2 separate regions of the Homo sapiens genome follow, and region 1 is linked to region 2. Evidence: read pairs that join two places in POLR2A ChIA-PET (ENCODE). Cell type or tissue: PC-9. All regions are shown on one strand. Each heading gives the region's core, and the rest is flanking DNA. Links, peaks and the distances in the headings are about the cores only. Region 1 overlaps CPE (carboxypeptidase E). Region 2 overlaps CPE (carboxypeptidase E).

Region 1 (4,408 bases), core at 277-4,276, 67 kb after region 2:
AACATTTCCCAACTATCCTGTACAATTCTCTACATGTGAATTATCATGTAATCCCTTTGAACTACATATCATGCACAGAATTTATGATTTCAAGTTCTATCCTGTGCTATTTAATTTCTAAGCTGAACACATATTTAACAGAAGGCAAGAAAGAAGATGAAATGTGGTTCACACATTTTTCATCATAATCCATTTATATAAGATAACTTGGAAAAGAATCTGTAAGTCATTTTTATTAGTCTGTCAAAGAAATGGCTGCTAATAAAACTGCCGAATCAAATCATTACCAGTACTGTGCATTGACCCTTGGCATAGGTAGAACTTTCTTTCCATCTCTGCTTCCTAATCTCTTACTTGACTAGGCTCTGGACTCCCACTCTCATTAATACCCAAAGGTTAGCTCTATGCACAGGTCAAATGTCAAATGGAGAATTAAAGCAATTGTCTGAATAATTCAGACTTAATACTTTCACCACAAATAATATTATAATAAAAATAAATTTTACCCCAAATTAACCGTGAAATTATCTCCAGTCTTTTCATTGCCTTATTAGCCCATTTCCTGCTCATATGAGAACACACCCTTTCACATAAACATCAGCCAGAAGACTTTGGAATACTTTGCTTGCTAATATCCTGACTATAAATTACCAACAGAATTCATCAACTAATCATTTCGGTAGAGTTTGTCACAGGACAAAAATCAAAACAAAAAAACATCATTCACACGTATATCATATATTCTTAAATTCCTACAGTAATTCATACCACTATTTTCTGTCCAATCATTTAAGGAGGCTCTTCATTCCAGATATAGTTCCTTTATATATTTCTTCTTTTTAATAAAGGCTGTTCATTAAACATGCAATATATTATCAATGATTCTTATAACATTTTAATATGTTTCATAAAACTTTCACAAACCTGGAAATAAAGTCCTTTGAGAAATTGTGTGATGATTGTTGGTTTGGAAAACATTCTCAACAAATATGTGATCCCCTTCAGCACAAGTAACATTTTTCACATAAAAAAAAAATTTTAATAGGGGCAGAATCTTGCTATTTTGCCCAAGCTGGTCTCGAACTACTGGGCCCAAGAAATCCTCCCTACTGAATCACATTGAAATGTAATGTAGACACATGAACAGATCAACACGAGTATGTTTTTTTAACAGGAAACCTCACCCATTTTTAGTTATTTATATTATTCACCCTTAACTTCCAGCGACACAACACATGATTCATTCTGCGTGGTGCACACAACTGAGGGTTGCCCTTGCACACCACAACACCCTTCCCAGAGGCCCACTCCCAATGGTCATGTTCTCTTAGGACCAGGATTCCTAAATGGTCAGTCATGTGGGAGATGCCGGGCTTAAATTCAAAAAATTACTTGAATCTATTCACAGAAGCACTGTGGTATAGTAGGTATCTGATCTTTGCTAATAAGTTTTCATAACTGTATTGTAACTTATATGGAACAGTCCTTCCTTGGGCAATCTTGGATTTTACCAGTCCCTAACTCAAAGCAAAATTAAAGCACTTCATCCCATCTCCCAAAGTAATTTACTCCACAAATCATTATGGAGCACTGTAGATCTGCTGATGTCCCCATCCATTATTTCTGTTTCCCCAAAGTTTCTCTTGAGCCACCAGCCCTTAAGTCTTTCTCTTCTCTCTCTCTGACTCTCTACATACCCTCTGACTCTCTACATACCCTCTCCTTTTTATCCACTTTAGGTCCTCAGCCTTCCTGAAGGCCCAGCCCTCCAAAAAGTTTATCAGAGCAGTCTTCCAACAAAAGCTTGTTTCTTCTTAGAGAGTGGATTCTACTGCCAAGAAAAATAACATTTTCTGTAGGTACTTACAGTGTGCTGGAGTGATTTATTTCAATGCTTTCCTGGTTTTTTGCCACCCTAGGCCCTGTCTATCCGCCTCCGGCACACCCATAGCCATTTACAGCACACAGGTCAAGAAGTTCTGCTCTAAGGATTTGAAAACATAACTGATAAGTTACATTCCAGTAATGCCCTCACAGACTTCAGTTCACATAAACAGCTCATGACCCTCCATGACCAGTAAGAAATAGTTATGTTCATTTCTCCAACTGTGTACATTGTTATGGGAAATACTTTAAGAAGAGTGTCCAACTGTGTATCAGAAAATGAGTTCCAAGCCTCCTGGGCTTCAAAACCTTGGGCAGGTTGTTTAATGTCTCTCTGAAGCTCAACTTAATCATCTATAAAATGAGAGTGCTCCTTCTAGCTAGGAAAAAACTATAATTCTAATGTTTCACAATTCTATGGAACACTAATGAAGATTGGGTTTAACATCAGGAGTAATTCAAAATAAATTTACCCTAATCAAAAACCTATAATTGGAAAAATTAGTTAAATACTAAATATTTCTGCATAGTGAATTTCTCTCCCAAAAGCATCTGACAAACTGCATGATCATTATTCAAGTGTTAGACAAATGCAGCTGGATGAATGCTCTAAAACAGCTGCCAAAGCATGGAGAAAATCTATGGGCTGAATTCTCCTTCAATAACTCAAATGACATTGCTTTTTTTGTTCTTGTTCTTATTTTTGTGAGTTTTTACAAAACATAGTTTTTGAATTACATAGTCAAAACAGAACACTAATTGAACTATACTTAACTGCTGGAAATTAGCCTAACAAAATCAAAATTACATAACATCTTTATATTCCATGGCTTACTAGAGAGTGCTCAATAATAGCTACCTAGGGAGGAAAAGCATTAGTAATCAATTGTTGCTAATTACAATATAATCTAGTATATGCTTAATATAATTCTACTTATAATTATATACTATATAACTGTATTATGTTTGATTTATATATATATTATTTATATATGTGATATATTATAACAGACTATATATGTGCCAGATAATTATGTTCCATTAACATGTAAAATTTTCATCTAGAGAAAATGTTCATTTTAGAGAATGCAGTTTTGGGGTGTTGTCCTTTGAGGCTGATTTCCCTCACCAAGACAATAAAACAATTTGGGATGGAGCTTATACTACGATAAGCTCCATTATGATATGATATATAAATATAATAAAATATGTATAACATTTCATTATATTTATAATATCATTATAATAGTATATTTATACTATAGTAATGGAATAATGTAATATAAATATAATATATAAGTATAAGCTCCATTATAATATATAAATATATATTTAATATAATATATACATATATTATATATTTAATATATCATATATTGTAAATATATGATATATGTATATTACATATTACATATATGCTAGGCTCTGGACTCCCACTCTCATTAATACCCAAAGATTAGCTCCGAATATGTATGCATAATATATACATATATTGTAAATATATGATATATGTATATTACATATTACATATACATATATCATATATTTACAATACATGATATATTATATATATTATAGATACATACTATTATATGTAAATATATAAATATATATTATATACCTATATATACACTATATATTAGTATATATACTAGTATACATATACTATATATATATAAGTATATTATATTTCTATTAGTATATGCTCCATCCCAAATAGTTTTACCGTCTTGATGAGGGAAATCAGCCCCAAAGCACAGCACCCCCAAAACTGCATTCTCTAAACAAAAATTTTCTGTAGATGAAAATTTCACATGTTAATGGAACATAATTATCTGGCACAATGTATCTTGAATGCTTATATGTCACACATTCAGAACAATGAAGAAAAAGACACAAGAAATGTGAATGATTTTTTACTAGCTTAGAATAAAGTCCTCTCTTTGACTTTCCATACCTTATGCATCTTTTAAGTCCTGCTCAAAGCTCCACCTCCTTCTGAAAGCCCTCCACTGTAGACCACTCTCTTATAACTCCCTGAAGAATTAGAGTCAATACCTTCATACAAAGTACTTGGTAAAATACTGTTGTTTCTTGTTCCCTTTTGAAATACCTCTTCAATCTGCAGAATGTCACTCATATAGGAGGCACTTAGTTATTATTGTTAAATAAGTACATTCGCGCTACAAATATAATAACCTATACAGAAATGAAAGATGCAGTATTTCGTTTACAGCCCTCTACTACTCAGAGTTTGATTTCCAAATGTGGCCTGGTTTGAAAGCATTTCTACCTGGAATTTCCAAATGCCTGGTGAATGAATGTCTTTGTTTTTTCTCAGTGATCTGTCCAATTAGGATGATTTACACTGCAAGTTGTTAGTAGGGCCTTTTTGATAATAAAGTATTCTTACTACCTTGGTCTGAGGGCTGAGAATATTATGGAAAATGAAATATGTTCCATGAATGAGAGCCTTCTTGGCCTTTTGGAAATGTTGGCAGAGGTATGAATGTTTTCCCTGTAC
Region 2 (4,408 bases), core at 318-4,317:
CCTCTCAGCCTGAGCTTATGCTAATCTTAATCTAAGGATCAGGTGGGAGCAGGATCGGGGCTATTTATACCCCCCTCAGTTTTTACTTTGAGGGAGAGTCTCTAATAAAATTACCCCTAGGGACTTGCCCAGAAAGTAAGAGAAGAGATGAGGAGGTGTGAGAAGAGATGTTTTCTTGGCTTCTGATTTCAAAGGTAATAATAACCTTCTTCCTTTCTGTAAACTCATGCAGTTTATACCCTCATTTATGTGATGTATTCATTTGATTGAGGCACAGGAGAAACTGCTGCAGCCCATTAGAGAGAGAGAGCAAGTAGCCAGGGGAATATTAGAAGCTGGCTTCACAAGTTTTTTTGAAAAAGTTGCACTAAGAAGGCATTTTGGTCCTGCTCCCTTCCCCAAAACAACTTTGAAGCTTCATGTCACTCAATAAAGCTTGGCCCACAACCCCTAATTACACTGAAAATTTTTATAACTTCTCTGTGTTTAAATCTTTTTTTAATCAATTAAAGAAGAAACAACAAACCCATAGTCACTAAGCCACACTTGCCCCCAGATGTCTGGTTTAGCTAGCACAGTATATTTTGTGTTCGAATGTGAATGCTTTGGGATAGAGCATGCTCCCCCTAGTTCTGCCACAGGCTGCGCCATTCCCTACTGCTGCTTTACTCATTTATGTTTGCAACTCCTGATTTTCAGACTCAGAAAATGTATGACATGGTTTCTCTTCAAATCTGCAGATTTCTCTCAGGAAAAATCTCCCCCAATATATCTATGTATTTGTGAGGCGGTAGTAACACTAATGACAATAACAATGCTTTAGGTTGACATGAAGACAGGACAACAAAGGTCATTATATTGAAGATACTAATGTACGGAAATAAAATGCAAGGCACATATGATAGCAAAAGAAAAGGCAAGTGTATCTCTAACTCCTTCTGTCCTCAGGAATAACTTAGATCACTATATAATGTTATCACTAGAATACAGAAGAGCTATGCTCCTTTAAGCCAACTAACATGACTTGTGAGATGCGGAACAGCCACATTGTTTAAATACAGCATTTGTTGGACATACATGCAAATCCCAGGGTCAGACACTACATGGGATCCAAAAGCAAATATGTCAGCATTCCTAAACTGAAGGAATGTAGAGTCTGGAAGAAGACTCAGACATGCAATGGACAATGTTCAGGAGTGAGGCAACGGTGAAGGAATGTTGGATATGTAACTAAACTGCTTCAAGGTTCCAAACTGGGATATTCCTCCCACCCCTCTGGCCTCTCTCCAGCTCTTTTCCCTCCCAAGGCCAAAGCTTTCTTTTTAAAACGCAACCCTCCTCAGGTCACCTCCACCAAAGAACCCATCAGTAACTTCCCCTTTGCTTTCATGATAAAGACCAAAATTCTCTACGAGATCTTGAACCTCCATGTGGTTTGGCGTGGTGCCTCTCAAGGCACCAGCCTTTCCCTCCTGTGTTTCAGCCATCCTTCTTTCAGCCACGAGGCTCGTCCCTATAATGCTCTCTGCTTCACATATTCACATATTTTATCCGCACAGCCTTCTAAGTATGGCTAAATACAGCTTCCTTGGAGTAGCTTTAGTCTAAGTCCACAGTTCCTTTGTTATTTTTCTTTTCTTTTCTTTCTTTCTTTTTTTTTTTTTTTTTTTTTGAGGCAGAGGCTCACTCTGTCACCCAGGCTAGAGTGCAGTGGCACAATCATGGCTCACTGCAGCCTCGACCTCCCGGGCTCAGGTGATCCTCCCACATCAGCCTTCTGAGTAGCTAGGACTATGGGTGTGCACCACCATGCCCAACTAATTTTTTTGTAGAGATGAGGTTTTGTCATGTTGCCCAGGCTGGGTTTGTTATTTTTAACACCTCAGTTTGAAAATATACATTCATCAATGTAGTTATTTGATTAACTCCTCTGTCACCCAGACTGTAAGGTCTATTAGTCCTGGGATGGGATCTATTTTAGCTCACCAGTGTGTCACCTGTGCCCCCACATAGAGTCTGGAACATAGTAGGGATTTGCATTCTTGTAAGAATACGATAAGAATAAATTCTAAGCTTAAATATCAGTTCAATAAATTTGTGAATGAAAGAGTAAATGAATGGTCTTGCTTTTCAATCCCATCCTTGCAGCAGCGTGGCTGACAGTAGAGCTTGCCCTTGAGACAGAGGTGCAGCTGCAGATGCTTGAAAACCCTTCTGGAGCAGTGAAGGGAATAAAGGAGTAACTGAAGGGGGCTTGAGGCAGCTTCAAGGAGGCTGCACCCGGGTGGAATATCAGGAGGCCTCAATGGCTCATTGCTCTAGCCAACAGGCTCTAGCCATTCCAGGTAGGAATGGAAACTCTTCTTTGGGAATGAAGGCAGCAGTATGGTGAACAGCTGATTTCCCATCAAGAAGATTAATTTCCATAGTCACCACAAAACCTCTCCAGGCAAGCAGCTCCCCAAAGCTATTTTTGTTGTAAAGTCTAAACAACAGATTCTGAAGAAATTTTGCCTTCAGAATCCTTAATACAGAAATAGCAATAAAATTGAAGACTTTAGATTTTGAATGGCCCTCTCTGAGTCAATACGTTCTTTACCTTAGACTTTTTTAAGCAAAGCAGTGACAGTTTTTCATCATCAATTTTCTCTTCTGCGTAAATGGATGACGTTTGCCTTCCTGTTTATAGTGTTTACACAGAAGAAAAAAACACAGGTTTAACAGGTTGCAGCTGCCAGGTATGTGGATCCGGCTGGTATAATGTACACGTCCCTGTGTGTTAACTCATCTCTCTCCTAGCAACGGGGTGGGGGAGCGGGGAAAGCGGCTAGAAGCACTACCCTCAGGACACTGGGGATGGTTGTTTTTACATCATCTTACTTTCTTCACTAATTCATTTTCCTTTTTTTTTTTTTTTTTTTTTTGAGACAGAGTCTCACTCTGTTGCCCAGGCTGGAGTGCAGTGGCACAATCTCGGCTCACTGCAGTCCCGCCTCCTAGGTTCAAGCAATTCTTCTGCCTCAGCCTCCTGAGTAGCTGGGAGTACAGGCGCACGCCACCACACCCAGCTAATTTTTGTATTTTTAGTACAGACAGGGTTTCACCATATTGGCCAAGCTGGTCTCGAACTCCTCCTGACCTCATGATCTGCCCCGCCCCCCCCCACCCAGCCCTCCCAAAGTGCTGGGATTACAGACGTGAGCCACCACGCCCGGCCTTCATTTTCTTTTTTACACAGTAATCCTGAGTTCCTGATCTTGCAATTGAGGAATCATCATATTTGCACAGGTTGCACTTCATAGGCTCAGCAAGCATCTTTTCCCCATTGTGTCAATTTTCCCACAATTTCATGTAACCATCCAGCATTCCAGTTACTTCACATGGCACACAATCATCAATCAAGCCATTATTAAAAGACGATCTTCTCACAAACCAAATCCAGCCTGGCTGGGCCCAGTTTCTATCTTTTTCCATCCGTATCACAGAACATTTAATGTGCCTGGTTGGATTTGCATTCTCGTCAGAATAAGATAAGAATAAATTCTAAGCTTTAAAAATATCCACAGTTTTAATTAAGGCAGAAATAGCTGCATAAATTCCAAACCAGAGCAGGCAAATGATTTTAAGTCCAGACTTGTAACTCTTAATTTGCCCCAATTTGTATTAATATGATTTGAAATAACTAAATCAGTAAAAAAGCAGCTTTAAAGAAAGAAGTCTCTTGCCTCAAAAATAAAATGTTACTCTTTTACACCCCAGAAACTCACATCCATGTGGGTGAAATTTGAAGCTGGAGGCAAGTTAGCAATGTTCCCAAATGGTAAAAGGAATTTATGCCTTAAAGTGACCAGAGAGCCACTGAAACAGAAGTCCACATGTCAGTAGGGTGAGCATGACATAAATGATCAAATAAAAAGACAAAAGTAAAAAATAATATTGTCTTCCACTCCTATGAAAAGAAAATTTACTTTCACTCTGTTATTTGGCCCCATGATCAGTCTGTCTACCTATCTAATATTTTCTTCTCCTTTTGGAAATAAGAGACAGGCTGATCACTAGGCACAGTAATTGAACAGATAATCTGAAGACTCCTTTCAAATCTTAGAGCCAATTATTCAATGGCCTTTCTATAGGAAGAAAACAGCAGAGGGAAAATATCCAACAGGAAATGAAATAACAAATGTGAATGTGGGTTGTAAATTGTGAAATTCTATGTAAGAAGTGGAGCATTCATTATTTAGAGGGAAAAAAAGTAGGTTAAGGGTATTTTAAGAAAGAACTTGATTATAGTAACAGAATTCTCCCATCTTTTATCCTGAAAATAGACAAGAAACTTACTCTGGGATGAATCTATTCTTCCTCCAACAACAAATTTTTGCCAAAATATAGGTGCACTAATTCATTTGGA

The links. Peaks named below come from ENCODE experiments on the same cell type or tissue, not always from the same donor. Only the 100,000 strongest peaks of a DNase experiment are listed, where the experiment ranks them.
Region 1: POLR2A ChIA-PET joins it to region 2 with 6 read pairs; 3 of 35 experiments call an interaction of 5 or more read pairs at or near these places.

Annotation. Positions count from the first base shown.
Region 1 is chr4:165,391,345-165,395,752 of GRCh38, reverse strand. All of the region lies in intron 1 of CPE (carboxypeptidase E), which reads right to left. Among named protein-coding and RNA genes, the nearest start is that of MIR578, 7.3 kb to the right of the region's middle. In PC-9, for the core only: no CTCF peak of the experiment used is centred there; no DNase peak of the experiment used is centred there.
Region 2 is chr4:165,458,431-165,462,838 of GRCh38, reverse strand. All of the region lies in intron 1 of CPE (carboxypeptidase E), which reads right to left. Among named protein-coding and RNA genes, the nearest start is that of MIR578, 74 kb to the right of the region's middle. In PC-9, for the core only: no CTCF peak of the experiment used is centred there; a DNase peak (open chromatin) is centred at 2,728.